Regions from separate parts of the Homo sapiens genome. Here region 1 is linked to region 2. The links are chromatin loops, found by intact Hi-C in ENCODE. Cell type or tissue: ascending aorta. All regions are shown on one strand. Each heading gives the region's core, and the rest is flanking DNA. Links, peaks and the distances in the headings are about the cores only.

Evidence for each region. Peaks named below come from ENCODE experiments on the same cell type or tissue, not always from the same donor. Only the 100,000 strongest peaks of a DNase experiment are listed, where the experiment ranks them.
Region 1: it touches region 2 in a loop (9-fold over the local background); 6 of 110 quality-filtered maps call a loop at or near these places.

What each region holds. Positions count from the first base shown.
Region 1 is chr11:26,829,607-26,846,616 of GRCh38, forward strand. LOC124902649 (a long non-coding RNA gene) reads left to right here. Exons shown (of 3, transcript XR_007062629.1): 2 at 16,751-17,010. Among named protein-coding and RNA genes, the nearest start is that of SLC5A12, 120 kb to the left of the region's middle. In ascending aorta, for the core only: no CTCF peak of the experiment used is centred there; no DNase peak of the experiment used is centred there; H3K27ac peaks cover 1,334 bases.
Region 2 is chr11:26,751,734-26,768,743 of GRCh38, forward strand. No RefSeq gene overlaps it. Among named protein-coding and RNA genes, the nearest start is that of SLC5A12, 38 kb to the left of the region's middle. In ascending aorta, for the core only: no CTCF peak of the experiment used is centred there; no DNase peak of the experiment used is centred there; H3K27ac peaks cover 758 bases.

The DNA of each region.
Region 1 (17,010 bases), core at 8,481-10,980, 78 kb after region 2:
TTTATTATCCACATGTTGCCTCTTTTCATGGACTTTATCTTTGCTTTATCTCTCTAATTTTGGCCTCACATCCAGAACTTCAAACTCACATTTTCCTCTGCAGTTATGCAGAGTCTTGCAGACTAAAGGGACTGTCTTCAACCTAACCCAAACTGCCTACATGTTGTACTTCTGGTCGTATTCTTTTGGAAACATGTAAAATTATGACATTGACAGAGTCTAAAGTTAAACTGCTTAACTGTAGCTGGTTACCTTTCCCAACTCGACTTTACAGATTTGTAGCTCAACAGTCCCTATCAGAAAATGTTCTCTACTTCTTATAAAGGTGGGCTAGGTAGGAACTTTTCCGGAGTAATCGCTGTTAGAGCACAGGTTGGCAGAGTTATGGTTTAAATGTAGCTCTAGTAAATACCTCAATAGTGTAAGGAGACACAGAAGTTAAGAGCACAGGCAAGTTTGAATTTGACCCCATCTCCATCACTTACACGCTATGTAATGCTGTTTAAGTGATCTGTCCTTTAAGCAGGACTTTTTCAGCTGGAAAAAATGGATAATTGAGGTCCTTGCTGCATAAGGTAATTGTGAAGATTAAAGGAGATGTGGATACCACATGGTAAATTCTTAGTAGATGCCAGCAATTATTAAGGAAAGGCAATAGACTTGGTTAAGTATTATAATATCTTTCTAAAATAGAGGCTGCCTGAAACTTGAAAGTTGAAACTGGTCAGGGACTGTTCTTCAGGTACAAAGAAAACTACAAGGATATATTTTTGGTGATTGGACGGGTAGTGATAAGGGTTGTTAGATATGGCATGGGGACTTCCTTTAAATGGCATGGTTTTCATGACACTAAGACTGAGACTCTGAGAATGTGTCAGGATTCTGAAATAGGGCAGAAAAAATATTTGAGATGTGTGTAGTAGTAAAGATAGACAGATACCTTTGGGAGACAGAGATTTAACAGTGGGGCAGAAAAAAAAAAGACAACCTGGCTGTCAGATCAGTGAACTAACTCATCTGCTTAAGTCAAAGACCCACTGGTTGCAGAATGGAAGATATTTCATGGCTCCAGTGAAATGAAGTTCTGTTCAATAGATGTGGAAAATAAAAAAGAATTTTGCAAGACACCTATCTTAAGTCAGCCAAGGAGCTGCAAGTGTTGAGAGCTGTAAAATCTGACAGCAATCAAAATTAAAGCTACTTAGCCACATTGAGGGGATGACTCCATGATCTTCATAATGGAGGGTTATATTTCATAATTTTCAGAAACTCCCCCTGGCTGCCTGTCAAGCTGTGCATAAAAGGACTTGTCTGGGTCATTATTGCTTTGATTACTGCCAAGGGAGCCAGTGGTGGTTGGAGTATGAGCAGAAGTAGACTGGCATTTTATTACATAAGATTTGTGTCAAATCCAGCTCCAGTTACTCAATACTATTTCAGGATCTGTCCACTTTACAATAGTTTTCACATGTGGCCACATATAAAAATCTGAGCTTTTCCTTTGATGATTACATGTCTTTACTACAAAACCAGTATGTTCTCAAAGTTTACCCATGAGATCTGTGAGGTTTAGAAGCAAGACAAGTAGATACTTTAGGCTTGATATAATTCATGTGTATATTTATAATCTGGCCATGTTATATGCTTTCTTTTTTAATTTTAAAATTGAAGTATTCTACTCCCTGGATTTCTGAAAGGATACAAAAAGACAATACATTAGAAAACCTTTGTGAATGTTAGTGATTGATGAAGGAGTAAGTTGTCTTATGAAGAATTATTGTTGTTGCTTGTTGTTATGGGCTAGTTACATTCAATACTAGCTTATATTTTGTGAAACAAATATGAAAAGTTATATCAAGTGCAGCTATATCTGCTGTGTCCATTTTAAGGATGTAGGATGTAGCATAATTCAGTAACACAGAAGCCCAGACTTTGAATCTAGAAAAAGTTCAAGGAGTTTGTGATTTTAGTGGCTAGGGTACCAGAGTAATAACTCAGAGTAGAGCCTCTAACTAGACAAATTGATGATAACCCAAATTGCTTTTAGGTCTTCGCACAGTTTTCTCCTTCCATATCAGAATTCTCACTTCCTTCTCTTACCCAGACCTAAATTCTTACATCCACAGCTCTTAGGAACTTTCCTACTTTATTACCATTTGTATATATGTATTTTCTCTTCAAGAAATGGTAACTGTCTTGAGCGTAAGATAGTTATAACATTTAATTCATTGTTTTGTCTCCTGAAGTACCTAGAATTTGAACTTCTGTTCAAGAGCTAAGCTGTGATAGACCGTCAAGTTTTCACTCACCAGGATGCTTTCTAACTTTCACCACAGATGATGCCCAAAGCTTTTCCTGAGACTTTGACCTTGAAGCTTTGATGCCCACTCTAGGTGTCACCCTCCACGTATGTGTTATGTAAAGCTTTATATAGTTCTGATTGACTTCACAGAATTGACAGTCTAGCAGTTGGTTCCACCTTTTCTTACCCTCAAGCTAGGCTGTTTCTCTTGACTCCTATTCCTAAGGATAAATAAGGCTCTTTCTGTCTGTGTTCTTGGAATAACCGCCGAGCTACCCTCTCTTCAGCCTACTTGAGCATTAAGAAGGTTGTTTATTTTCCCGAATTCTAAATCTGTTATATTTTAATTACCACATAAGTTACATAAGGTCTCCTTTTCCTTATGTGATAGTTATATTTTCCCATTTTGGTAGTTAGTATACTTTGAACTACAAGTAACAAAAATAATCATAATGATCAACAATTTAAACTATCAGAACATTCATAACCTCAGATGGAATAAAATTCAGGTTTGTTTCAGTAGCTCAACCAAGTCTTTAGGCTTTTCACCACTTGGACCCAAGATGGTTGCTGCTATTCCAGCCCTCTTGTCCTCTTAAACTGTGTAGAAAGTTAGAAAGAAAAGTTAGTTTCTTCTTATGCATAGAGAAAACACACATAAATAGAGGAGAAATAAAGGAGAAAGTCTTTTCTACACGTCATTGAGTAGACTTTCTCTTAGGTCTTTTGACCAGGGTTGGGTAACTGACCATTGTAGTTGTCAGAATGATAACCTTCAAAAATATATGTCCATGCCCTCAGCTCTGAAACTTGTGAATCTTACCTTATGCAGAAAAAGTATCTTAAGCAACTTCAGATGAAGATAGCATCCCAGTTTGCCCAGATGAGCCCTAAATCCAATAACAAGTATCTTTATAAGAAACAAAGAGCACTTTGGGAGGCTGAGGCAGGCAGATCACTTGAGGTCAGGAGTTTGAGACCAGCCTCGCCAACATAGTGAAACCCTGTCTCTACTAAAAATAAAAAACACTAGCCGGACTTGGTGGTGGGTGCCTATAATCCCAGCTACTTGGGAGGTTGAGGCAGGAGAATCGCATGAACCTGGGAGGTGGATGTTGCAGTGAGCCAAGATTGCATCACTGCACTCCAGCCCCAGTGACAGTGCGAGACTCCGTCTCAAAAAAAAAACAAAAAAAAAAAAAAACAAAGAAGCAAAGAGAGGAAAAGAGAGAGGACAATATGATCATAGGAGTGATTGAGATTGGAGTGATGCAGCCACACTTCAAGGAATGCCCACAGCCCACAGCTACAGAGGCTAGAAGATGCAAAGAATTATTCCCTAGAGACACCAGGTGAAATGCAGCCCTGCTGACAAACTGGATTTCAGACTTCTGGCCTCCAGAACTGTGGGAGAATAAATTTATGTTTTTGTTTGTTTGTTTTTAATGTTTTTGTTTTTAATAGACTTTGTCTTGTTTGTTTTTAATAGACTTTATTTTTTAGAGCAATTTCAGGTTCATAGCAAAATTGAATGGAAAGTACAGAGAATTCCCCTATACCCATCATTCCCAAATAACAACCTTCCCCACTATCAACATCCCACACCATAGTGGTGCCTTATTTGTTACAATGGATGAACCTACATTGATACATCACTCAAAGTCCACGCTTTGCCTTAGGGTTCATTCTTAGTGGTGTACATTCTACTGGTCTTGACAAATGCATGATAACATGCATCCACTATTAGAATATTGGACAGAATTGTTTCACTGCCTTAAAAATTATCTGTGATCTGCTTATTTAACCCTCTATCCCACTAAGCCCTGGCAATCACTGATCATTTTACCGTCTCAATTTTGCCTTTGCCAGAATATCATAAGGTTAAAATCACACACGTTTTTATTAGGGAGGGTTCTCCAGGGAAATAGAATCAATTGTGTGTGTGTGTGTGTGTGTGTGTGTGTGTGTGTGTGTGTGTACACACAGAGAGAGAGGGAGGGAAAGAGAGAGAGAGAGAGAGAGAAGTTTATTATAAGGAATTGGCTTATGCAATTATGAAGGCTGGCAAGTCCCAAGATCTGCAGGGTAAATTGGCAAGCTGGAGACCCAGGAGAAAACAATAAACAATGTTTCTGTTTTTAGTCCAAAGACAGGAAAATTATTGCGTTTCAGTTTGAAGGCTGTCAGGCAGGAAGATTCTATTCTATTTTGCAGAGGGTCAGCCTTTGTTTTCTATTCAGAACTTCAACTGATTAAATTAGTCCCATTCCATCCACTTTAATGGAGGGCAATCTGCTTTACTCAGTCTATCAATTTAAATGTTAATCATATCCAGAAACACATTTACAGAAATACTCAGAATAGTGTACGACCAAATATCTGGGCTCCTCATGGCCTAGTCAAGTTAACACAAAGTTAACCATCACAAATATCACAAATATACAGCCTTTCTAGATTGGCTTCTTTCACCTGGTAATACGCATTTGAGTTTCCTCCATGTTTTATCATGGCTTGAAAGCTCATTTTGTTCATCGAATAATATTCCGTGGTCTGGATATGCAACAATTTATTTACCCATTAACTTACAAAAGGACATCATGGTTGCTTCCAAGTTTTAGTAATCATGAATAAAGCTGCTACAAACATCTATGTAAAGGTTTTTGTGTGGACAAATGTGTTAAATTCATTTGAGTAAACACCAAGGAGTGCAAATACTAGATCATATGTTAAGAGTATGTTTAGTTTTATAAGAAAGAATTCTGTTATTTTAAGCCAACAAGTTTACTCTAATTTGTTGCAGCAGCCCTAGGAAACTAATATAATCATCCCTATGTAAAATGAAAGCAAGATAGAAATATGTACCTAGCAATTTGATCCTACTAGAGGAAATGAGCTCAGTCTATAATGAAAAATAGCTTTGGAAATGGCCTGTGGCAAGGAAACTAACATGTCTGAAATATTCAATGGTTTAAGATCCTGAAATTGTAGATTTGCAAAACTTTTTCCTCCTTAAAATTTCCCTGATACTAGAGTAGATTTTATTTTGACTTCAAAGGCCAGAGTCCTGTGAAAATACTAATAATAACCAACATTTATATAAGTTTATAGTTTAGAAACCACTATCTTTCTGCATGAACAAATTACCTCCAAAAACATCCCTGAGAAGCAAATATAAGCTATTGTGCTCACTTTGTGGAGGGTAGTAGAGAGCAGTACATAGAAGCATAAACTATGAACCCCAGTTCTGGGGCCTATGATTTGGCTAATCATGGCCACACCACTTATCCTCTCTGAGCCTCAGTTTTATCATCTATGAAGTGGAGTGAATGCAAGTACTTACTTCATCATGCTGCATATTATGATGGATTACAAATATAAGAGGGTTAAAGCATAGTAAGCACTCAATAAATGTTCATGGCAATTTTAATCATTGATATATTTATTATTGTAATAATAATTTATCACTATTGTTACTTCAAATATGTGAAAACTAAAGCTGAGGAAGATTCAATGACTTGCCTAGGATTAATAAAGGGCAGGTATTCTGGCTCCAAATCCCTTCATCATATGGTTTCTTATGTCAAGAGGGTAGAATAGATATTTAAACCTTTGTAAAAATTGGAACACTTGTACTATCTTAAATGGTGTCAAGGAGAAACTCACCATATGCTATAAATAAAAAGAATGTAGGCCAGTACTCAAGACTAGCAAGGCTCTGGTTTAAGCTTTCATGTGGATGCATATATAGTCCATGAAAACAATGTTATTTTGATATTGTCCATCTAAAAAATAAGGAATTGGCCTGCGACAAGTCAGAGCATGTGCTGTTTTATGTCCTTTCCCCAAAAGACACTTAAAATTTTGGGCAGTAGACTAGGAAAAGATTATGCAAATAAATTATAGTTGTGGAAAACACATGAACATATTTGAATACATATGCCTAGCCATACGTACAGAATTATAGCGTTTTTAAATTTGTATTTTCAGGACAGCAAACAGTATCATTTTACAAATACCATGGAGACCTACCATGGTGACACTTCAGAGTGGGAAACTAACATGCTGAGGCATTGAATTCTGTTTTTGATTACTTATTCAATGAATTCTCACAATAACACTGCAAGATATTGCCTATTATTACTCATTTTATGGATAGGGACACTGAAGCTCATAGAATCCCTGTGATTGTTTCCTAAGTCTTTCAACTCTCAATGGTGGAGAAAAAGCAGAGTCTTAATTTAAATCTTGTATTATTAACAATATCATTTTCCTTGGAGGTAAATTTGGGTGTTTTGTCTGATGAAGTTATGTTGTTTAATACTTTAGTTAAACTGGAATACATATGCCATGAAGCAAAGGCCAGGAAAACCTAATTACTCCACAAAGCCATACATTCATTCCTGATCTGAAGTCAACCCTGCCATTCCAGTTAGCAGTCAAGGCTTCAGATTATGGGCCAGTAGTGAATCTGGGCTTTGTTTCTGGATGGTGGTGGCCATGGGGAGCCTTGCTGGAATTTTTCTAGGATTTTTATGCCAACTTAAACATTGGAGGTTCAAGAGAGTATTCCATGGGCTTGAAAGCAGAGTGTGAAAACCTACAATGCTAAAGAAATGTGTTTTAGAAAAGACACAACCAAAACATAAAAGTTACATTTTATACTACTCTATAGAATGGAAGTTGCCTTCCAAAAGGGAAAGAAAGAAATCCTTATGGTTAGATTACATATAGAGCTCAGAGGATCTACAAAGGTCTTTCATTATATATAAAAGATCTACTTTATAACTTTGACTACTGGTTTTATGACTGTTTAAATAAAATTATCAGATAATCATTTGCACAAAAATGAAATTAAAGGCATTTCTATCCCCAAAGAAGCCAGACATGGATGAGAAAAATTTCATCCATTTTTCCAGAGAAGTTCATTGATATAGTTTTCAAACCCCAAATTATCAGAATATAGAAGAAAATTACTAAAGTTTTATTCATTAGCTATTTTTTAATATAGTGAGTTGCTTATTGTGCATTTTAGCGAGTCTCATAATCACTCTCCAGAGACCTGAGTGTATCTGAATTAAAAATTTTTCTTCAAAAAGTGAACTTAATTAGAAAGTACATGAACACACACACACACACACACACACACACACACACACAGAGTAATGGAACTAAAACAGCTGATACTCATTAGAGGGCAATTGACATTGTGCTTCCACAGGATAATTATAATAAACTAAGTCCTGGTGGGAGACAAATGAAGATTTTCCCATAAGTTGAGTAACACTGGTAGTAGAGCAAAGAGAGTGGAAAATAGAAACATTTAAGAACAAAATCCAAAATGTCTTGGGAATCTAAATTTCAGGTATGTAGATTCTCGACTCCTATTTCCATAGCAATTCCTCTCAAACTTTCATGTGCCTATGAATCACCTGTGCATCTTATTAAAATACAGTTTCTGCTTCAGTAGGTTTGAAGTAGAGCCAAGATTCTTTATTACTTTTAGGTTGGTGCAAAAAGTAATTGGTTTTGCCATTAATGGCACAATTACTTTTTGCACCAATGTGATAACAGTCTCCCAGATAATATCAATGACGCTAGTCTCTTGTCATGGGGTGGCCAACCTACCCAGTTTGCCTGGGAACTATGAGGGTTTTTCCTAGGATATGGAGTTTTTAGCTAAACCTGGAATGGTTCTAGGCAAAATGGGATGTGTAGTCATCCTATAGGACCACATTTTGAATACAATAACCCTAGGTTATACCTGAAATTCAACAAAATAATTTCTGATCATGCTCAGATAATAATTGTTTATAATTGAGGACAAGAGGTATATAATTGTTTATAATTGAGGACAAGAGGTACACTCACAGGTTTACCCTAATCACAAAGTCAGCCTTTTGGCAGAGAAATGTGAAGTGTGTAGTGCAAGAAGTTAACTTTAGCAATAATAAAACCCAAACCTAAATCAACTCCTCTCTAGAATGACTGAACCATCATATTATTGGCCCAAAAGTAGAAGTGTAGCCATTTCCCAGTAAAAATATTCTCTCTGTCTCTATCATGAGGTCCACAATTCAGTAAAAAATTTTGAAATACACAAAAAAATTTTGAAAGACAAAAATTAATGAATCCAGACTCAGAGATATTGACACTATCAGATGAGAACTTTAATGTAGCTATGATTAACATGTTAAAGAATCTAGTGGAAAACCTTAACAACATGAATGAACAGATGGGGAATTTTAGTTGAGGGAATGAAACTTAAGAAAAGTCAAATGGAAAAGTTGAAATAAAAGACATTATATCATAGATGAAGAAATTCTTTATAGAGCTCATCAGTAGACTTAAGATAGCTAAGGGAAAAAAAATCACTAAACTCTAACTGGGTCAATATTTAGCCATAAAAAGGAATAAACTATTGATATACTCAACAACTCAGATGGACCTGAAAGGACTGATTTTGAGTAAAAATGAATAAATAGAAATTGTCCAAGCCAAAACATTGGGAAAAAGAGTGAATTCAAACAACAACAACAACAACAACAAAACCCAGAGCACTTAATGTTAATATTCTAAGGTAAGTGTAATTGGTGTGCCAGAAAGAGACAAAAGAGAAAACTGGACAAATAGATATTTTGTGATAATGGCTGAGAATTTTTCAGAAATAATGAATGACATCAAACCATATATCCAAGAAGCTTAAATCTATTTACACAATAAATAACACAGACACACACGCACACATACACACACACGTAAATACATCATAATTTAACAACTGAAAACTAAAGACAAAGAAAAAATTTGAAGGCAGTCAGAAAAGAAATGCAGCACATATAGAACAACAAAGATATGATTTACAAAGGACATCTCGAGCATATGCAAACTACAAGACAATAAAGTAACATTTAAACTACAAGAAGCTTAAAAACTCCAAATATAATATTCAGCAAAACTATCCTTCAAAAATAAGGCAAAATAAGTAATTTTTCAGACATACCAAAGATGAGAGGATTTATTGCCAGGAGTCTTGTGCTTCAAGACATGTTATAGAAAGTTCTTTAGTCAGAAGAATTACGATACAAGACAGAAATGTATATCTATACAAAGGAATAAAATGTGCCTGAAACGGCAAAAATAAAGGTAAATATGATATCAAAGACATTCTCTGTATGTTTCAGAATTGAAACTGTATTTGAATGCCTAAAGCAAAATAGTAATAATGTATTATAGCATATATATATAGTACAATGTATGACACAAAGGATGTGAGAAAGGAATTGGAATTATTCTACTGCAAAATAATTGCACCATATGAGAAGTGGCATATTATTTGAAATTAGACTGGTAAATTAAAGATGTACATTGTAAACCCTCTAGTAACCACTAAAACAATGAAAAGGAGAAATAGCTAATAATTCAACAGTGTATTTTAAATGGAAGCACAAATATAACCCAAAAGATAAAAGAGGCTGGGCACAGTGATTCACACCTGTAATCCCCTCACTTTGGGAGGCCAAGACAGCTGGATCACTTGAGCACAGGAGTTCAAAACCAGCCTGGGCAACATGGTGAAAAAAAAAATTAGCCAGCATGATGGTGCGCACCTGGCCAGAACTGTGAGAAATAAATTTCTATTACTTTTAAATTACTCAGTCTAAGGTATTTTGTTATAGCAGCAGGAATGAGTTGAGACAAGTTACTTACAACATGGTAGCTAGCTTCTCTCAGAGAAACTGAGGGAGAGGAGAGAATAAACAGACAAGAGCAAGGCAGAAGCCAGTCATTTAATCTCAGAATGTAAATCCCATAACTTTTACAGTATTCTCTTTCTTAGAAGCAAGTCACTAGGTTCATCCTACACTTAGGGAGGGTTACCGAAGGGCATGAATACCAGGAGATGAGGATCATTGAAACCAACTGAGAAACTAGTACAAAAGGGGAGAGAACTTTTAAGAAAATAGTTAGAAATAAGTTTAAAATAAAGTCCCTGAGAGGAATAACCATGGAACTTCCTTCTTGTTCAAGATTCACTTTAACTGTTACCTCATCTGTAAAACTGTCTTGACCTCCCATGCTTCTCACCATAAGAGAAAAGTAAGTCATTAGTTCTGTTTCCTACAGTGCTTAGTGCCAATTCTATCCTGGTACCTATTACAGTGGATCATAATTTGTTGACATGCCTGTCTCTCCCCCAAGTATGTGAGAGGTTATGAGGGCAAGCACCACCACTCACTTGGCTTGCTCTTGCTCCATGAGTATTTACTGAATTAATGAAGCTGTAAATTCCAGATCACTGGGTAGTCCTTGGAGGACAGACTGAGTGAGAATACTGAGTATCTAAAGGTTAAGTGGGAAATATTAGGGCTAGAGAATATGAAAGAGCACAGCATAGAAGTGGCTGAATATTCAATCCTGTGCTAGAAGTCTTTCATTTGCTCTCCAGGTCCAGGCTCCACATTTCTTCCTCCCTCTTCTGTGCTCTAGGAGCCTAAACCCAAGCAACTATAGCATAGGCTCCCTAGCCCTCTGGCTTCTAGTTATACTCTGCCAATGGGGGACACCAGCCAGAAACCAGAGGCAGGAACATAGTGTAGCAAGGTATTCATTTCGCTGGATGGTTACCTGCCAGTTTTCCACACAGCTCGCTTCAGGCCTCTTCCTCCGTACAGCTTCCCTCTTTCTGGCTCCTGGTAACTCTACTCTGCCCTGGTCTCTTTAGCTCAGTGGCAGTCCCAGCACCCCCACTGTCACTGGCCCTTAGGGAAGACACTAGACTTTGCTATGCTCCCTAAACCTCGCCCACATCTTTCAAAATAGTGCTTTTATTCATTTCTACTCAAAGTGTCCACTTTGAGTAGAGCCACCTGTTTCCTGACTGAACCCTGACTGAGAGTTCCTATAGAGAGCCAGCCTATTCTGGAATAATAATAGCAAAAATAATGGAGAGAAAAACTGATGTTGCTGCATTCTATGTATTTCAAAGTAGTAAACAAAATAAAAATTGTCCCTGGCCTCACAGAGCTTGTGGTCTAATAGTCATCTCTTCAATCATATCCAGAGGTTTGTATTTGTTTTTTTTTTTTCAGATTCGGGGTTTTAATTGTATTTTTAACCGACAACTAGTCATTGTATATATTTATGGGGTACAATGTGATGTTTTGATATATGTGACATTATGAAATGAGCAAATCAGGCTAATTAGCATATTCATCACCTCAAATATGTACCATTTGTGGGGAGAACATTTAAACTTCCAGGCTCAAGGGGACAAACACCATATGATCTGACTTACATGTGGAATAAAAAAAAAAATCAAACTCACAGAAGCAGAGGGTATGCCAGAGGCTTTGAGGCTGGGGTGAACAAGGAAGGAGAGATATTGGTCAACAGGCACAAAGTTTCAGTTAGATAGGAGGAATAAGTTCTGGTGTTCTACTGCACAGCAGTGACTATAATTAATTACAGCAGTGTATTGTCTATTTCAAAATAGCTAAAAGAACCAGTTTTTAAATGCTGTTAGTAAGATCAAATGTGAAAGATCTGTTTAAACTCCAGACAAATCATCTAAGACTTAGGAGGAGAAAAGGAGAGGGTTAATTGTTACCTACAACTTGTGGGATTATATACTGCAAGGGGTAATAGTCAACTCACTACTCAATAGGGAGAAAAATTTTAAAAAGAGACTAAAACCAACATAGAAAATTGTGTGTAGGTTCATAATAAGTCAGGCAGGTATAGTTGAAGATGCGGATAACAACTAAAAGTTATCGAGCTCTAACTAAGTCCCAGGCACTTAGATATTTGATTATACTTGTTCCTCACAAAACACTCTTAATCCTCACAAAATATTACTTATGTTTTAAATATGGGGAAATTGAGGCACAGAGAAATGGAGACCCCTGCTCAAGCAGTCAGGGGGTAGGGAATCTGAGTATAAGCCTGGGACCCATCCTCTTAAACATGACTCTAAATTAAGTAAGGATAAAGGAAAATATTGTATTACCTAATTGGTAGCATCAGGCACTAACACATTCTAAAGTACTTGGTCATCTAATCCGAAAATAGTTTAGGGTGCTTAAAAGGCTTTTAAGCATCAGTCATACACCAAAGATCTTTATTCACTGGAGCCAAGAGGCAGAAAGTAAGTTCCAGTTTTCATTTATTCATCATTTCACTCTGCCCTTGGACTCAAAAGAGCCCATGCCACCTCCTGATGGAAAAGCCCAAGTTACGTTTGGGAATTATAATTTCTCTTTTTCTGATTCTACTTACTGGCAGGGTAAAATATGTAGAAAAAAAGTGTTCCTCCATTTGCCTTCTTAAATACTTTCTCTTGTTTATAAACCTAACAATCATCTATCAGCAATGCTGTTTCTACCCTGCCAGAACAAGGCCTCAGGAAACCATTTCCTCTGGAGCAATTCCAGAAGGGCTCAGTGAGCACTCAATACCTTTTACACTGATGGACTGTATGGGTTTCTTGCTCTCAGCCCCTGTAGGATTTGCACATTTTGTTTTCATGCCCATCACTCATGGACAGAAGTAAAAATATGCTATTTACCTCTTTCCACTTATGTAGACCTCACATTTTGTTTCACCTTAGTGGCAGTGAGGGGGGAGTTTTGTTCACATTTAGCAAGTCTGGGCTGCCTATTGTGCACAACAGCTATTGCCCAATTGCAGTTTATGGAGAGTCTAGAACCTTTTTTTTTTCTTTTTATGCTACCAAGGGATTAATGACAAAAAAATTGGCAAAGAAATTGCAGTCTGCAAGTTATAACCAATATGAGTTGATGAAATCCAGATGTGAAAATCTCCCTCCACCATCCTATGCCTTCCACAATATAGGTGTATGACCTCGGTGAAGGCAGGGCTTGTAATTGCTTTTATTTGGAGACATGTGGGCTCTGCTTCCCCCCAACCCCCACCTTCTTTTCCCACTTTGAAGGAAAGAGTGACTTGAAATGTATTTTTACACTTACTAAAACGGATGTGGAAATAAAACTTTAATTACTGGAAAAACTATTAAGAAGAAGTATATTTTATTCTTCCAGAGCCATGAGTTTTTCAGAGCAAAGTTGTCTTAGACCACTTCAGTTACCACAACCCCAGGAATCAATGGAAACCTCACAGACTGGGCAGAGTCTCTGCCTTACCCTCACAGTGATCACTGAGATTCAAGGATGGAATGTTCTAACACATGGCTCATCTGTCTTGCAATTTAAACCTAATTAGACTAACTTTTTTCCCCCCAATTGCCCTGCTTGTTTCCATGGCAGTGCAACAATCATTCTAAAACTTGGTGGCTTGAAACAATAATAATCGTTTTCTATCTCTCACAATTTTATGGGTCAGGAATCTAAGAGAAGCCAATATGGGCCTTCTGACTTGGGGTCTCTGATGAGGTTGCAGTCAGACAATGGCGAGGGCCAGGATCATACTGAAGACTTCCTCCCTCACATGTTCTGATGTCTGATCTGAGAGGACTGTAGGCTGACTTATCTGGGACTCCTTGGGCATCTGTAACGCTATGGGGTGTCTTCACATGTTCTCCCCCGTATGGGGGCTTCAGGGTAGCTGAATTTTTACATGTTGACTTAAAGTTCTGAAGATAAATGTCCCAGAAAGGTCACAGCCAGGCTAGGAAGACATAGTGTCACTTCTGGCATCCACTATTAGTTGAGACAGTTATGAAGGTCCATCCAGGCTTGAGGGGAGGCGTGGAGAGAGAGGGTAAAAATCCTGCCTCATGATGGAGGTCTATCGATATTATATTGTAAGAAGAATGTTTGAGATGGTTATCTTTGAAAAAATGCCACAGTATGCCACATCCCTTAAGAAACAATATCCCTGAAAAAAAACAACATGCTACTCATTATGTCAGATTTTTAATATCTAACAGACCTAGTTGTCTGACTACAACTTGTTAAATCAGTTAAAAGTAGAATTTTAGATATTCAGTTTTTTTATTGCAGAGCTACTCTAATTGGAAGCCTATACAGAGGCAAGCTCTCAACAATTAATTAGGAATCCATGAACTTGTGTGGCATGTAAGAAGCATGGTTATAATATGGTTATAATAAAAATGGGAAATAAATTAAGATCTTTGGGCATCTACTATGTGTCAGCCACTGTCATACATTAGTTACCTAAATTATAATCATTAGTCAAACAAACATTTATGAAATGTCTCCAATCTATCAATACTAGTTGTGAGGAAGATCAATACGATAGACCTCATTCAATTCTCAGGAAGTGGAACAACAGAAACTCAGATTCTCAATTTTATGTTATTTCTTCTGATAAGCTTTATTTTTATGGATTTTACACAATAATAGGATGCCAACTTTCAAATTATTGGATGGACTCTAAGTCTACCTGAGTATGGAAAAGGGATTGGTCAGAAAAGACTGGGCATTCAGAGATGGTCTTCATCTTTATCCTTAGGTCTATGGAGTGAAACTTGAAGCAGGAACTAGGCTAAAGGGTGGATAAGTAGAAAGAGGAGACACAAGGAGAATAGCATAACTAAAAGTGAAAAGACCAGTGTGTATACAGCCTTTGTTCCAAGAGCAAAGAATAGAAGCTAAGTAATATTTTGAGTGTGATGTCAACATTTCAGTATTTTATTTTCAATGGCATTCTTTTTTTAGCTTGTTTGGTAGGAGCAAGTACCTAAGTCATTATGAGAAAAGACAGATATAACCCTTCCATTAGAAAATAAAATTTAAAAAAATCATGATGGTTGGGGACTAACAAACCATTGACAAGTACTTAGCTTTTAATTTTCTATATTTTTATATTTCTCAGTGATGGCTGTTGCTCTTCATCTATCACTTGTTCAAAGCACACATTTAAGATATTAATTACACCAATAGGATGAACAGGAGGTAGAGAAATAGTAGAGGTTTGTTGTGTTTTCTTATCTACATGTGAACACTGGGACCTCATTTCTATAAGGACAAGAGAATTCTGTGTAAACCAGTTTGAATGGAATGAATATTCATAATAACAATATCAATTACTATTTATTTATTCATTGCATAAGATGCACTTAATTTTATACTATAACCCTATAAAGTAGACGTTATCATTTCCTTTCACAGATAAGGAAACTAAAGTACAGAGAAGTTAAACAGGCTACCCAAAGTACCAGCTAAGAAATGGCAAAGGCATTATTTTGAGCCCGTGCCACTTGACTCATTCCAGGATGGTGCTTCAGTATGGAGGTGTTAATGCTTTGAGTCATTGTCCCAATGGGAAGATGGTTTTCACTAATGCAGCCAACTACTATGATGGTTAACACCAATCCTCAATCCAGTGGTTCTGGCATCACCATTTACTAGCTGTTCAGACTTGAGCAAGTTAGTTAACCTCTGTGTAGCAAAGTTTATTAAGATTAAATAATTCATATGAAACAATTGTAAAAATGGCTACCCTAAAGGAAGTGATCAATAAAGGTGCTATTACTACACTAACATTGCTTTATTATCACTATATATTTACAAGACAACTGGCTAGTATTAGAGGTACAGTCTGGTCTAAAAGCAAAACAGAACCTTCCTTAAAAAAATGGTTTGGAATCAATAACAAGTTTATCTAGTTGATGGGCTACATGGTTGAAGAACCTCTATAACTAGTCATCAGTATTAACTGTTAAAAGGGTAGATACCATAGGAAATAACTGTCGATAAATGTGTAGTCTCTGCTTGCAGTCCCATCATATGATGGTCCCATCACAGAACCAACTGTGATTCTGCATAATGAATTTCTATTTTTTACCATTTGAAGCAACTTGAAAGAACGATTATTGCCAGAGAATAATTTTTTGGTGCAGAACTTGAAAGAAAAAAATGTGACAAGGAAAGGGAAAATTTCTATAATTTTACCTAAAGTACAGAGAATTACAGTTATTACTAGGAGAGAAATTATTTAGATACGTTTCTTGCCCTTAAAAAAATAGTGTTGCCCCAATAACATACAGGGAGCCCAGTTGAATTTTAATTTTAGATAAACAATACATACTTATTTAATATACATATGTCCCAAATATCTCATGGGGCTTATTCCTACTATGAAAATATTTTTGTCCTAAATACAAATTTAACTAATGTCCTATGTTTTTATTTGTCAAATCTGACAACTGTGCTTAAAATGATCATGATTAGTCATTATCTAATGAGCTCAGGTATTTTCCCATTTGCTAATTTTACACTTAAGTGTGAGGCAGTATGTAATGTCAAGCTCAGGAAGTATAGAGCCCTAGGCTGTGTATGATGTGAAGTGAACAATCATAATAAGGTGTGCAGACTGAGTTCAACCTCCCACTCTTATCTCTTATCTTCCCTATCATGTACCCTGCATTTCCGTTGAAATGTGAAATGTGTTGATTCTATAATCCTAAACTTCCCTTTGCCCATTATTCACTTTCTTTTCTTTTCCCAGGAGTATCCTTCCCTGTCATCTTCTTTCCATCAAATTCCTAACATTCTTCAAGGGCTATTAGAAATGGATGCTTGCTTACCTATCGCATGTCATAGAGTTGTGTGGCAAAGATCATGGTTTTTACAGTGGAATGACAACAGAAGTGAGGTATTTTCTTTCTGGGCCAGGGTGGTCAAGAATAAGTATGCCTTCTCCACTTTTTGTCCTCTTTTATTATCTACAGACAGACAAGCATGATGATCTTGGAAACTATGTTGAAG
Region 2 (17,010 bases), core at 8,279-10,778:
TAAGCCACTAAGTTTCTTGAAGTTCTTACAGCAGCAATAGAAAACTGATACACTCCTTTTTTTTCTGTAAAATTAAAGTTTGAAAAAAAGCAGCGTATGTGTAGAATGCTTTCTAAGAACCCCAGCTCTAGAGGCAGGCTGTTGAATCAGGGGAGGTAAAAGATTGTCTAAAGGGTTTGTAATTTTTCGGAAACTTGATTTTTAACACAAATGAAGATGAAGAACTATTCTCAGAGTAGTACAACTGCAAATCAACACAAAATAGAAATAAAATGGAATCAACAGAAAATGAGACAGGAAGAGAGAATAAAGCTTTAGCCTGAGTCTTCTTTGGCATTTGTCAAGAGAGGGACAAAGGAAAAGGAGATAGTTTATATTTACGTATGTATTTATACACATGTAACATTATACATATATTTACTTTATTTACATAGTATGTATTTTATTTATGCTTATTTTATTATATTGCAATTATATATATTATATACATATACACACACACACACACATATAACACCCACACACACATATATATGTGTGTATGTGTACATATTGTATCTTTTGGGATGTGTGAAATGTTGAAAAGGGGACTGAATTCTAGTCTAGCTTTTGTCATCTTAGTTTGGTAAAACTGGGAAATATTGGGCTAGTTCAAAGTTAATTGCGGTTTTTGCCATTAAAAGTAATAATACAAGTGCTCTGAGCTTCAGACTCCTCAACTCTACCAAAAAAAAAAAAAATCACACTTATCTTGATGATTGCTGTGAGAATTAAATGAAAAAGAGTACAAACACCTAAAAGAGGGTTAGTATAAAATGTGTGATCAATATACAGAACCATCAATGCATTTATTATTGTTGCTACTTACACTGGTGCTTCTACTACCGTTGTTGGTACTTGGCTGTATCCACTTTGTTCTTTCATCATTCAGCCCCTCTTCATCAACTACTTTCTATTTTATTTTTATTTCTTTTCTTTTCTTTTGTCCTTAGTAAGATGCCAAAAACACAAGTGTATTTACAGGGCTATGTTCCAAAGTTCCACCTGGGCTGCTATGCTGACACTGCTTTCTTTGTCTGCCTCTTACAGGTAGGCGTTTCTTAACCTCTAGCCCCTGGCCCTCTTTTGTTGTCAAACTATATTTATTTTCTGGATGGCCTTTTTATTCTGATTACTTAAGATACTGTGTCACTATTGAGGACATCTTAATTTACGTATCCAATTGAGTTCCATGTCTAAGTCACATCCTCAAAGTCACAGAAAGGCAGAAATGTAAATTAGACCCTTGAGAGGCTTCTAAGGGAAAGAAGAAAAACTGGGAGGAATGGTGGCTTAAGAAAAATATCGGACGAAGCAAAACTAGTTTTGTCATATTTTTTGCTTTTGTTGTATTTTAGGGATAATGGAGTTTTTAGTACTTTGTATACTAGGAGGAAGTTGCTGAAGAAAATAATCAAAATAAAAGAAAGATGACTGAAGAGGCAAGATATCAGGGGATATTTAGAGGGAGAACTTAGTATGATGTCTGAGTATGATAAGTCAATAAGAACACAAATTCTCAGAATTGAATTTGAAGGAGGAGAGGAGGAGTCAGCTACAGATGCATTGAAAGTTAGAGAAACTCACTTCTTTGAATTTTTTGTTTCCAAAAACTGCAGCCTTCAGGAACTGGTTGACAGTTGGTCATATAGTATGTCTGAGGAGCCTATGTTGGAAGAGATTTGATGTTTTTTTCCAGTAATTTCAATGTTTTAGTAATTTTGATATTGATTATTTGACCAAGGAGCCATCTGCCATCAGATAAAATGACACAAGGCAATTTGAAGCCCACCATGCCTTTTCCTCAAATATTGGAAAAGCAAATGAATAGATGAATATTGTGTGTGTTTGAATAAAGCCTCCAGACACAATTTTTTGCACATGATGAAATTCTAAGACATCTTTATAATATAGTCTCTGTTGGCTTAATACACAGAGACCTTCTGTGTGGCTGCCTCTACCGGGGTCTGGAAAACGTCGTCAGTGTGCAGCAAACACACACAGTAAGATGCACTGTGAATTTCTAAGAGTCTCCAAAGACTGAAGACAGTAAGTCATTCAGAGTCATGTTAATGGCAAAGCTGCCAGAAATGGGCCACACACCCTAATTCAAATGACCCTTTCTTCATAAAAAGTCATAAAAAATGACCGTATAAGAACCCAATTCTTCTCGAATGCATGAATAGGATTTGTATGTATAATCTATGGACTACAGTTTGAAACAAGTCTAATATGACCCAGCTGTGTTGCATAATAAAACTGACAATGAAAGCACGGTCTAAGAGACCACCAGATGGCAGCCTCTTCATGTTTAACTCCTGTGGTTACCCCTAGACCTGCTGGATTTTGTTTATTTTTAGGGCCCAGGACTTCAGAGTAGAGGAAAGGATTAGAAGTAGGAATTCAGTCAAAGGCCACAGACAGGTAAAAAGAAATGGATTTTCTTTTTTAAGTTTGTTTTTTATTTTATTTATTTTGTTTTGTATTCAGAAAGATGCTGAAATCACAAATGTGTTTATAGGGCTCTGCCCCTAAATTGCATCTGGACTGACTGTGTTGGGACTGGTAGACCTCAGGCCAAGCGGGACAGTATGAACCTGGAAAATAAGCAGAATATGTCTCTTTCTGGTGGTGGCAGCCGCCTCAACTCAAAGTCCCTGATTACCCCTGCAAGAAAAATTGTCTCGTACTTGTTTCTTAGGCTTTTAAGTGGTTGAAAAATCACTTTATCTTTTATTTACTTAAAATCCTAATTTTAATTTTTTCCTTTGTTATGCACTTTTAACTTCATAATTTTTCTTAATGAAATTTTAGAAAAGACAAAATGACTTCATTCAATAAACGCAGCAAATGTGTTTAAGTTACTTTTTAAAAAACATTTTATTTTACACGTATACTAAATAAGAAAAAATTTAAACATAAAAAGTGAAAAGAAATAATGAAAATAATATAACGTCATCACCACCCAAATATAAACTCCATAAACTGTTATCTAAAAATCCCATGTCTCTATAAACAGAATTATCTCCAAAACAGGATTTTGCTATATATACTGTTTTGCAGATTTTAAAAATTGACAATGTATCATATACATTTTTCTATATTAAAAATATATTTCCATGCTATAAATTTTAATGGTTATATGGTGCTCTGTAATTATGTCACAGTATGTTCAACTGGGCCTTTACCATAAAAATGTTTTTAAAAAGACTATAATTTTATAAAATCATTAGTTAAGCAGGAGAGTAAGACAGGATAGAAATGAAAAACATGAGCAAAGAAGAGAAATGCAGACAGGCAACGGAGAACCACCCAGGAAAGTTGAGGTCAAAACAGAGGAGAAGTAAAGGACACATGAAAGATAGAAAGGGGTAAAGATAGAGGAAAAGAAGAAAACAGAAATGATCTGCAGTAAACCATCCAGCAAAGACTTGCTTTTGATTTGTGTTACAGGTTTCTGATGATCAACCTTTATCTTTCTACTTTGAAATACTGAGCGGCTGACAACCGCTCTACAGTTGTTCTTTATCTGAAAGGATGGTAAATTTTCACTGAAGGGCACGGTAAAGAAATGTAAACAGCAAATATTAATATTAAAATTGTTCTCTAGTTGCAGCTACAGAACAGAGGAATGCAAACTGATTATTTGGAATTAAGCAGAGGATCAAATCTCCAGGAAAAAAAAAGACAAAAACATTTTCCTATTTCTAGTTCACTTCATAAGCTTGTGAAAAGAACACACTGCCTGGACGTGATGATTTATATGAAATGATGTCCATGAAATACAATTATATCATATTTAAGGTGATGAAATATTATATAGATGTTTAAGGTGATGAAATATTATATAGATAATAAAAATGCATGAGCTTACTCTTTTTAGCACATGTAGACAATAATATGTGCAAGGATACATAGTGACTTGGGACTGACTATAAAATTGGGGACATAAGGGCATGGTAAAAGAATAATTTTGCTTTCTATGCAATATTTTTTACTTAGAATTTTTATAGTAGGGCATGTATTGATTTTTAATAAAAATAAATGAATAAAAAGAGAAAATGTCAGCTCACTGAGCACAAATCACTCATGAACAGAGGGAAGGGGGATGATTCCTCAAAGTGTGTAAATCGTGGCTGACAAGAACAGCCTCTCTGGTCTCACTCCATTGATCGCTTTCTCCAGCAGCCTCAAAAGGCCTTATTCTCAGCTGGTGTCATGCGACTCTCATGTCACAGGACGCATTTTAAGCCTCCCTTGAAGAAAATTCTTTGTAAGGCTTGGATCTAGACCTCTTTCTCTTCAAATAGTTGCAGATGGCAGCCTTAGGTTTCATGAAGGAAGAGGGTAGATTGGCAGACTTGAACAATTAAAATGAGTGGCTTCAGAGGGATTTTTAAATTCTCTGAATTTTACAGTGAAGACCCTCTTTGCTGAGAGTAAAGCAGTAGGATGAGAAAGTAAAGCTAGAGGAAATATTCTTCCTGAAATAAAGGTGTTCCAAAAATAAATGTGATTGAATTGGGATAGATCCACTGTAATGATGCCCTCAAATATTAAATCTTGGCTCCAGGGAGCTTGCAAAATTTCTACAAGCCATTATGAATATTTCTTAGAGCTTAATAAAATCATATATTTTATCATAGTAAGGCTGTGTAAGTTAGCTAAATATTGAGTTTTCCCTTGTTTAGAAACATCTCTGCTCACTTATACTTTATGCTAAATTCTGGAATAGAAATTCATATATTTTTAATAACAATGGAAAAACAATAATCTCTTATGAAGTGAAATCTTTACCCTGCCTTTTTTAAGTTGACAAATAAAAATTCTATATATTTATGATATACAACATGATGTTTTGATATACATATACATTGTAGAATGGTTAAATCGAGGTAATTAGCATATACATTACCTTACACACTTACTATTTTTTGTGATGAGAACATTTAAAATCTCAGCAACTTTCAAGTACACAATAGATTATTATGAACTATAGTCACAATAATGTACAACAGATCTTTTGAACACATTCTTCTCTCTACCTGAAATGTTGTATAATTTGACCAACCTCTCCTCAACCCCACAGCCTCAGCCTCTGATAACCACCATTCTACTCTCTGCTTCCATGAGTTTGACTTTTTTTAGATTCCATATATGAGTGAGATGGTGTGGCATTTGTCTTTTTGTGCCTGGCTTATTTCACTTAACATAATGTCTGCCAGGTTTATTCATGTTGTTGCAGATGATAGGATTTCCTTCTTGTTTAGGGGTGAATAGTATTCCATTGTATATATATGCCACATTATTGAAATCCATTCATCTGTTGATGGACACTCCGGTTGATTCCATGTTATTCTACCTTTGACACCAAGTCTGCGTACCTATTGAGCTCTACTCTTTCTTTAATCTTCTGGCTTGTTTTCTTTCCTGTGTCTTAGTAACTGGCCACTCTACCTTTGCCTCAGGATCCTCTTCTGTGCCTGATACCTCTGAGCAGCTCTGGTCAGATCTACTCAAAACCTCAGGTTCCTCATCCTTCATTCCTGCAGAGGATATTCCCTACTTTGAAGTAAATAAAATTTGTTTTTTCTTGATTGGTAACATGTTCTTTTCAGAAATCAGGAAGAATCTTTGTGTTCAGGACCCTTGAAAAGTATCTGCTGTAAGGGTGATTTTCGAGTAGCAGCCATCAGAGAGCAGGCTCTTAATCTGGTAGCATAAAATACAATAAAGCAACCAGAGTACTGGTCATGACATTTGGTAACTTGGTAACACCAAAGTAGCTGAGGGAAGCTTTTAATGAAGATTGTGGAGGCTTATCTCAAACATTAAAAAATTAAACAAGTCTTACTTTTTAGTTCTTAAGTAACAGGAGGACATCTCTTTGTATGTAGGTACTTTATTTCTCTAGGATAATTTTCAGAAAATAATTTGTCAGTTGACTACTTTGGGGGGCAACTAAGTTATTTTGGAGATTCTGTTAAGTCCTGGGAGAAATTAAAGATTAAAAACTTATTTCTTGATCTCTAGCCATTCATAAATGTAACAGGCAAGTCTATATAATGCAATGTAATGTCAAATATAATATGTTCAAAGTACCAATGAAGTACAGAGGCAGAAGAGCTGAGAGGATCTTATGTTTCTTGAAGAAATATTTCAGCTGGTCCCCAAAGGTTTAATGAAAAAAAAATTCAAAATGAAAATAAAGAAAAATCTTGCTGGTGGGAACACCATGAACAAAGGCTTGGAGGCATGAAAAGTACATGACACAATGGAGGAAAATAAGTACAGAATTATTGCTAGAATTAAAGACAGAGGAGATTGTAATGGGGAGAAAGTCTAAAAATAATTCCCAGACCAGAACATACAGTGCCCTGAATCCCAGGCTAAGAAGATTTCATTTCTTTCTGTATTCCGTGAAAAGCCCTTGAAGGATTTTAAGTGGAAGTATTTTTAGAACTATGCCTTAGAATGAGTTATCTTACTGCTATAGTCAGATGGTAAGATTGAAAGCCAAAAAAACCAATTATTAAAATAACACCAATGGCAGATGTGAAAGACTTGAAATAGTACATTACAGAAAGAAAGAGACTACACTTTGGCCACTTAAACATCTAGAGTTTGAAAAGGTGGGCACTGAGATTCTCTGTGTAGTTGTCAACTCCATTCTTGTCATTGCTCACAAGGAAGATCCAAAGTAAATGTTTCTATTTTAAAAAGAGCTTTATGGAAACACTCATAAGGAAATAGTTGTGTGCTTAAGAACATCAGCCCTGGCCCTCCTAAAGAGGGAAAACCTTGGCAAAGTAAAGGATTGGTGTTTACATTTTCAAAAGCTGTTTTATCCTTTAAATGGTACCTATGATATAGTCAAAGAAGGCTGGTTGTCAATTTTACTGCTTCTGTAATGATAAATGTCACCCATTTTCTCCTTTGCAGGAGAGTGGATTTAGATTTACCAAGTTTATCCCAAGAAGCTAATTTTGAATGAACAATATGAAATATGATCATGGAAAATTTAGGCGTCAGAAATTAAAAACCTAAAACTGAAGAACATAAGGACTTGAGGGACAATTAGAAATTACCTACTCTGGAGTTCTCTATCTTTTTATCAGCCCAGACTCTTCATTTATTTTTTCACTTAATAGAGAGCTTCACACAGGTCATGACCAGGGTGACCATGTTTGGTTACCAACATTGTTCACCATTTATATCCCAGCAAGTCCTATAAAGTTCAATAAATAAATAGACTTATAAAGTATAAGTTAAATGATTAGTAGCCAGTTAGCACTATTCATCACCTTTATAAACCAATATGATCTAAATGCATTGATAAATTTTAAACAAAAGCAGACACTCAATAGTTTGATTACTTTTATGGCTTATGTTTTCCATTAAGCTTTTAGAGATAATTAAAAACAATTTAATAATTCTTGTTATTATCGTATATTCCTAAATCCTTAATGATCCCGGGGACTTTGGGTTAGGAACAGTAGTTCTAATCTTATTCCAAATGAAAATGAGGCACAGAGATGGGAAGTGACTTCCAAGGACATATAAGTATCATCAACATCCTATAATTTAATCTTAAGCAGCTTTTGGGGCAAGGAAAAAAAAAACAATCTTAAGATTTGCTGCAGTGGTTTCTTGTGTCCCTGGTCTGTGAGGCTGATTACATGCTGTTCTGGCTTCTGACTTTTAGGTAGAAGGCCAATGGCTGCACCTTTAGCTCTGCTCTTGTATGTAGTTTTTTTCCCCCTAAAAGTGTTTAATTATACCAAAAAAAGCAGCTGTCTTTGATCACACAACTTGCTTGCTAATTTCTCCAGGTTGCTTTAACATTGCCATCTGGACACATTACTCTTTTCTTTAGATCACTTTTAAATAACCATGACAATAAAAATATTTTTAAAATAATAAAAAAATCAGAAAGACAAAAAAAAAAAAAATCCACACAAAGCCCAGAAACAATGGAAAGAAGCAAGACAGGGTTGATTTTCCTGGAGGGAAAATATAGTCACCTGGTAATTTTGTCTTAGTTCTGGGAAAAGAGCCCTGGTTGTATCACAACCCCACCTGTGCCCTTCCTCTAATTTCTTTCCTACTCCTTTACTGTCTGCCTGCCCTCTCTTTCTTCCTGCTATCTGGGTAGGACCTGAGGCATGTCAGGTACCAGGTTTCTACTGAAGATTTCTTGTCAGTGCAAAGATAGAATACAATCAGATTGTTTAATTCTTCCCCTATGAATTTGGTTCCAGAAATGTTATATATTAGTGACTAGAAAAAGATGAGTAATGACTGGGCATTAGGTCGATGTGCAGACTGCATGTGACCTGAGTAGATACAGGATGTGTTATTGAGATCAGCAATATTTTCAGAGAATCAGGGTTGTGTGCTTGTACACAGGATTAGAAATAGATTCAAAGACCCCTCTCTAGTCCTGTTGTGTATGATCAAATCTCTTTTACAACTTCCCTGTCAAATATTTATCCAGTGTACTTCTCAATACCTTTCATGACAATCACATATATTGGCCTGCTCTGACTTTTGGAAAGAGCTTTCTTATAATAAACAGAAATTGGTCTCCCTACGAACTGCCCAATTTGTTCTATTCCTACTCCTTCTTATCACATAGAATAAGTTAAATTACTTTTTCCCTGACGGCTGTTTCTGATATTTCAGAGATGTGATCACAGCTCCTTTGAATTTTCTTATCTCCAGGAGAAATTCCCCTGGTTCATTAAATTATTGTTCTTAAGACTTAACCTCTACATACATTTCATGTGTTAAAGTTCCTGTTTCTCATTTCACCCACAACTATACACAGTTCTTTTTTGAGAATATTTTGAAAAATAATACAAGTAATATATATTTACGAGTGAAAAATTAGAAAACCACAGATGGCAAAAAATATATATTTTAAATGACATGAATAATTTATATGCAAAAAGGGATGCTTTTGATATTTTGGCATATAACTTTCCAAAATTATTCACATTCATACAGACACTGCTAAATTTTAGCAAGATACTTAAGTGAGGGTAAGCTTAAAAAGTAATTCCATGTATGTCTATTTCTAAGAATGGGCACCAAAAATCACCTTGGAGTAAATTTTCTTTTTCTAGGAAGTATCACTTAACTGAGTCCTTATAATTATGCCAATTTAAGGTTTGCTGTCACCCACTGCTCTAAAGAGAGGCCAGCAAATTTTTACCGTAAAGCCAGGAAGTAAAGGTTTAAGTCTTTGGGGGCCACACGAGGTCTTTGTTGCTGCTGCTCTTCCTCCTCCTCCTCCATTTTCTTCTTGTTGATTTACAAACTTATAAACTTTTAAAAAATGGTAATACCATTCTTAGCTTACAGGCTGTAAAGAAGCAGGGCACTGACCAGAATTTACCAAAGACTAAAGTCTGCTCACCCCTATTCTAGAGGAAGGATTTAATAGTTTCTCAATTACTAACCTAGGCAGCCCCCACGAAACTCCTTGATATATAGAGTTCATCTCTGGGGATGTCTTAGGTAAATTTGCATAGCAATCAATGAGCCCCCTGGGAAGAAAGAAATAGAAACATCAAATACTAGCTTTTTGAGGTGTAATTTTATTAGACTCCCTTTAATGGGTTGAGACGTTCCCAGCTGAGGTGTGACAACTGGAAAGCATGCCGAAGGCTGCAAAGTAGAACTAGCTAAGAGACTAACAGACATCTGGATTATTGGCGTCGACTCTTAAATGGCTGGAGAAGAGAACTGACTTTTACATAGCTCATGACTAACTAAGCTGGTCTACTAAAAAGATTATGCCTTGGAATTAATGACTAAGGGTGTGAATATATTCTTGGAGAGTTGTAATCCTCAAAGGGGCTTTCTGTTTTAGTCATAGATTATGATGTAGTAACAATTACCTCAAACCTCTGTGGCTTAACAGGATAAAGGCTTATGTATCACTCCCAGCCTGATGGATAGCTTTCCTAGGGAGCTCCCCTGTGCAACTCTCCTCCAATTTATCACTCAGGGATTCAGGCTCCTTCCATCTTGTGATATCATCATCTTTAATGTATAACCTCCACATCTGTCATGGAAAGGAAAGGAATAACACAGGCAATCAGTCAGGGTATTATAGTCAGGCCTGAAATTGGCATTCATTACTTCCTCTCATTTGCATTGGTCAGAATCTGCTTATAGACTCTCAAACTAACTCCAAATGAAGCTAGGAAACATAGATGTAATATGTACCCAGGAAGAAAAAAAAATATTGTTTAATATCTGCTCGGTCCTGGTCATACTCCCTTCACTTACATGTGGGTATTGAGCGGGGTTGGGAGCAGCACGTTAGCTTCTGGAAAGATCTGGAACAGCAAGAGTGTAACCACAGTAGTGACAAGCATGTACCATAACTTTAAACGTCAGTTTTTATTAGTGACTTAATTAGAAATGACGGAAGTGATAGCATACTAAAACTAGCCAAGATCTCATTCTAGCTCTTAGGTTTCTCTTTGCCTCATGTTTGGAAACCAGATGTAACTGGGCCCTTTGAGCCGAGTAAGCTCGCAGGGTTTTCAGAAACTAGAAAGTAGAAAGCAAAACAAATGAGACATCCAGCCAAGTTAGACAAATGAGGGCTTGAGTAATTTATTTAAATAGTATATTTTATGAACTTACTTATGCTGTAAGCTGGTGAAGTGAGCCATATCAGTTAGAAGTGTGTATGTGGGGGGTGGGTGTGTGTAAGAGTGCAGGTGTGTTTATAAACATACTGGAATTATCTATGCTAATCTCAAAGTATGAAGGCCAATTTTCCTAATGTGGTCTGATTAATACAATTAGTGTTTGCGTGTTGTGTGTGTGTACCTATATGTATATACATATAATCTCTATATAAATGTTTTTTATATATAAATGTTATATATATATATAAAAACTCTTCTCATTTTGGTACCTAATGGTATCTAAAATCTTGAATCTTCTTCTCACATGTACTCTATATATTTGCTATTTTATGATTGCACCACTGGCTTTTGGTGGATAATATTTGCTATCTTATAGTGCCAAGCATATATTCTCCCTCTTATTGGTAACAACAGTAACTTAAATTTTATTTGGAAAATTACACCTTGAAATGAATCAAGGTGTAGGGAAATTTAAATTTTCCCTCTGAAGGTTTGATAATTTTAATTTATAAAACAAATTGATAACAGACAGAGTAACAGGAAAAAAGGCATACATATTTTATTATGTGCACATGAGTGCACAGGAGTCACATAAAATATAAAAACTCAAAAAAAAGCAAAATGGGTGATGCTTTTATACCATCTTGAAGGTACAAAAGCAATAGGAACTTGGATCATGGCAAAACAGGTTATGGGAGGGAGAGAAGGCTTGGCTAACAAAGGTGGTCTTGCTATACAGATGAAACCTCACAGGTAGCAGCCCTCTGAGAGAATAGATGGTAACTGTGTCTTTCAGACCTTTAAAAGTGTCAGACTCTCTTGTTATCTAGATTATTAGACTGGACTTGTTTACTTCCCTTTTGAGGCAGGTTCTCCAAGTTTCTCATACATTGTGGAAACAGTCATCTTTCCAATAAATTATTATTATTTTTTATTAAGAACAACCAGGGTTATATTCTGTAGCCTGTAATCCAAGAAAACCTAAATGATACACACTTGAACCTCAATGTGTATAAAGAACATTTTTCTTTTTTATATGTATATATAATATATATTTATATGTTACCTATTGCACTATACTATCTAGATATTTTTATATGACCTCTGTCAAATAACTTATTCCCTAACTGATTCTGTTTCTTTGTATGTACAGACATAGTGAATATGCATAATATTGTCATCAAATCACTGATAAATATATTTCTATCTGTAAAGAATATCTTTTCCTTTCTTATAATTTTAAAGACTTTTTTGTGACCTTATGTGGACAAACAGTTCATGTGTAATTTAAAAGAATAAATGTTTTTTACACACACTCTTCAATTGATGGTATTTGTTTTCTACCCTCCTTAATGGATCTCTAAAAATTTAAAATGCCTGTTTGGTCCAATTTTTACCAGATAAAGAGAGTTGAAGGCTCCTCTTAATAAAAGGCAAGGATGCTTGACTGAACTTCGGTTCAAGGCCCAATTTAGGAAGGTTAGAGTCCTTCCTAAGAGTTAGGAGGGTTCCAGGCCTCTCTCAGTAAAGTCCTTCACAGCTAAGGGACTCTTTAAGCTAAGATTAGTCTCTCTGGACTAATCTGCCTTGCAGTCTTTGCTGATGTCTGTGGATGGCAGGGTTAGGCATGTACAGGATCATAGGACACGGGGAGATTTTTCCTTCCCAAAGTGGGCCACAAGAGCTGATGGGACTGTGGGAAAATCATCCATTCACTATCAACAAGCAGCCACCTGAACTTTTGAATCAGTATCACCGCAATGGGTGGGTCTTTCCCAGACGTCCCTGAGCTCTTTGTTTCCCCACCCTGTTGCAGGCAATGTTTTTCTCCCTTTCTCTCCTTTCCCTTTCCTATATTTTCTGTTACCCAGGGCAACCATCTTTCCCAGAGACCACATGTTGAAACTCCTTTATTTCACTTTGAGTGGACTGAAGACGACAGTGCCCAACCGGAGGCAAGTTTGAGCCCTGCCAGTTCTATGTTGGGTGCTAAGCAGAGCGGCTAATTGTCAAGGTTTTCTCACATGTATTTTGCTCTGGCTGGAATGGAAAATGTTAATTTTGTACCCCCACGCAGCCAGGTGGGTGGCAACTTGCAAATTGAGAGACTTTTGACTGTGGTTATGAATTTGTCTTTTGGTGTTGTTCTGCAATAGAGAGGGGTACCTTAGCATAGAATGTGGGCCTAGGACCCCATAACCCCGCTGTTCCAGCCAACCTGGCAAAGTGGTCAGTTACAAACTTTGCTGCAGGCCCCTGAAAAAAAAAAAAACCTGGATGAAATTTCCCTCCCTTTATGTCCTTGGGAACTTAACCTTGTAACCACAGGGTGGTACTTTATCTTGATTTTCACCACCCAGCAGACAAGAATTTTGGAGTTCCCATCACAGTTATCTCTAACATTACCCTGAGTATTTAAAAGCATTTGCAAGGTCAAAATTGGCTGCTCTAGGAACCTTCTGGGAAGAGCAATGGAAACTGCCCTGCGCCATCGTTTAGTGGCTAAGACTTTGTGGCCTGGGTTCAGAATTCAATTCCTGGCTTAGAGAATGAGTCTTTCCTGATTTGATATCTGCATGACCTTTACTATTTGTTGATTCTTTCCCTCCACCAACTGTCTGGAATTTTCCTTTCTCTGAGCACCTGAGAGGTTACCTTTAGTAAAGTTCAAAAGCCAGAAATATTGACTTTAACATGGGTAAATTCGGGTTAAAACTGGATATTCAAGCCCCAACAGTCTGGGACTCTTTGGGAAAAACAGAGGAGATACCACACACCCATTTTGGAGAAAACCTCTATTTTCCTCATGAAACCCTAGGAAGTGAAACTGGATAGATCCATCTAAAAATCTAAGACTGTTCTGTTTTGCATTGCAATATCTGATGGTTTTGACTTTGGGGGGTATTAGAAATTACTTTGCATTGTAAGAGAGTTTTGGTGTGCAATAATTAGGTAGAAAATACAGTTTTGGGAATAGCTACTGGCAGTTATGGGGGGATACTCAGCTCTTTTCATGTTTGGATCAGAGAAGCATGCTCTTGGCCATCTGGAAAACTATGAAGATGTCGCAAACCCTAGCACCCGCCACCGCACTGAGAGATGAGACTCCCATGGGGCATGGCATAATCACAGAATGGGCTGATTGGCTTTGGATTGCTTTGCAATAAAATGCACAGTAAAATCATTGCACTTTCTTATTCCATACTGTTTTTCTTTTTGGGATCTAAGATTTGGTGTAAAAATGGGACCCTTAGCTTTTGGGGATTTGTTTTGCCTTCCAGTAGTGCCTGCTAATTAAGTGGTAGAAATTGCATGCTTTAAAGAGAAACTTATAAAATGGCAAATGAAAAAACCTTACAACTACCGGATCTTCTGTCTGTCTGTGTATTTATATATGTTGTGTGTGTGATGTTTATATATGAAGTGCTCCAATTAATTGGCTTAAAAATAATAAGTGCTTAAATCAATGATGTGCTTTCCTGTAAGGAATCAAATTTGACTTATAGAGCCAATAAAACCTTTTTGGGAAAACTGGCCTCATACATTGTCTGCACAGTCCTTGTGCAGGGTTCCTAACCTGTGTAAGTAAAAAAAATGTCACTTTCAGACAGGCCCAGGAGCCCCAAGTTATCTTGCAACCTCAACAGGCGAGAAATTTACCCAACTCATAGATATTTGAGGGTAAAAACACATGGCTGGGCTCAGCTTCAAAAAAAAAATCATTATCTGAGATTCCTTCTCTGGAACAGAGTTCCCTCAAAGCCAATTTAAAAAACCTATGTGAAAAATAATTATTCTTGCTGCACATTTTATAAATAATCAGGCCAACTATAATAAAGTAAATCATTCTTAGCATGATTTGTCTTCAGTAAAAATGGAAGACTGGAAAGAGAAAAAATACGTTTCAAGAACTGTGGTACACCTGTTATTAGATTCCAGTTTCATCAGTTGTTTTTTTTTAGTCTTTTTCCTGCAATTTTGAGTAACCCTGCTTATTCTGGTGAACCAACCAGTGATCTCTGTTCAAAAGATACAAGAGGGTTGGGTAATGTAAAAATTGGGGTCATTATTCTAATTCTAGGCACGTACTGGAATTGGCTAGCAACCCCGTGTCAGCTTGGTTCCAACAACTGCCCAGTTCATGGAAAACCTTATTTAGTTTACTTGGGATAGTTTTACTTATTTTGCTTTACTGTTATGGAATATATTGCTGTTATACTCTTCGTGTAGGAACGCAGTATAAGCTTAATGAATGTTTTCTTAAATTGAACACTTATTAACCTTTCAGATACCACCTTTTGTTAGAACTCAGAGTTACAAATGGCCATTACCAGACTGATGCTTTCTGACTGAGCTCCTCTCTACCCCAAATACAAGAGGCCCTAAAAGTTAGGCAGGAATATTATCACCCCTATTCAGCCTGAAGAAGTTACAGAAGATGGATCTTCATCTCTCTACAATCCTTAAGATTAAGGGTTCCCTTATAAAAGGGAGGGAGGAAATATGTTAGAGGTGTTTGAAGCAGAGCAACTCCATCTTGAATGGGGCAGGGTAAAATAAGGCTGAGACCTACTGGGCTGCACACCCAGGAGGTTAGGCATTCTAAGTCACAGGACGGGACAGGAGGTCAGCAAAAGGTGCAGGTCACAAAGACCTTGCTGCTAAAAAGATGCGGTAAAGAAGCAGGCCAAAACCCACCAAAACCAAAACGGCAATGAAAGTGACTTGTGGTAAGCCTGACTGCTCATTACATACTTATTATAATGCACTAGCATGCTAAAAAGCACTCCCACCAGTGTCATGACAGTTTACAGATGCTATGGCAGCATCAGGATATTACCTTATATGCTCTGAAAGGGGGAGGAACACTCAGTTCCAGGAATTGCTCACCCTTTCCTGGAAAACTCATGAATAATCCACCCCTTGTTTAGCATATAATCAAGAAGTAGTGATCTATAAGCAGTTGAGCAGCCCATGCTGCTGCTCTGCCTATGGAGTAGCCATTCTTTATCCCCTTACTTTGTTAATAAACTTGCTTTTACTTTACTCTTTGGACTTAGTCCAAAATCTTTTTTATGTGAGTTCCAAGAACCCTCTTTTGGGTTCTGGATCAGGACTCCTTTCTGGTAACACAATGTGGAAAAGAAAGTACATTTGACTCAAAGTGTCAATAATGAAATTACAAGGCTCGGTGCAGTGGCTCACGCCTGTAATCCCAACACTTTGGGAGGCCGAGGCTGGCAGATCACAAGGTCAGAAGATCGAGACCATCTTCGCTAACAGGGTGAAACCCCGTCTCTACTAAAAATACAAAAAAATTAGCCCAGCGTGGTGGCGGGCACCTGTAGTTCCAGCTGCTGGGGAGGCTGAGGCAGGAGAATGGCGTGAACCTGGGAGGCAGAGCTTGCAGTGAGCCGAGATTGCGCCACTGCCCTCCAGCCTGGGCGACAGAGCAAGACTCCGTCTCAAAAAAAAAAAAAAAAATTACAGAGAGTTATTTTTAGTTATTGTACTAGTTATCTATTTGTGCATTACAAACAAACTAAAAGCCTAGTGACTTAAATCAATAATAAATATTTGTTAATTATAATATATTCTGTGAGTCAGGAATTTAAAGAGTGGCTTGACTAAGTAGTCTTGTTCCTGGACCAAACTCAGGGTCAGGTTGCTATTCTTGTGGCTGAATAACAAGATGCAAATGAACTGGGAGAAAAGGGAGTTTTTATTTCTGTAACCAGTTACAGGAAAAAGGCCTGGAAATTATGGCCAGGCCAATTCAAAATTGCAAAGTTCTCCAGAGCTTATATACCTTCTAAGCTCTATGTCTACATGTAAGCATGCATTCACCTAAAGACATAAGTGATTAACTTCTTTTAATCCATAACTAAGGTCTGAGTCTTGAAGATCTTCCTCTGGAGCCTCAGCAAATTTACTTAATCTAAATGGGTCCAGGTGCTGAGGTGACTATCCTTATCCTGTGTCCTGCTAAATCACAGAGGTTTGGGGAGTTCCTTCAGCCCCCCAATAAAACTTGTTTAATCCTAAATGGGTCCTGTTAAGTATTCCTTCAATACTTTGTGATGATTTAAGGCCCAGGAAAGGCCTAGGCAAAACTCTTGGTGGGCTTTTGTACATTCCAGCCTTTGTATAAGGACACTGGCTCTTTCAGCTTTTAATATTTAATTTAACCACTCAGTCAGTACTGAACAGTTGTTATGTAGGCCTGCATTAGTGAGACCTGGCCCTAAGGTATCTCATGAAGTTGCAGTCATCTATTGGCCAGGGCTGAAGTTACCTAAAG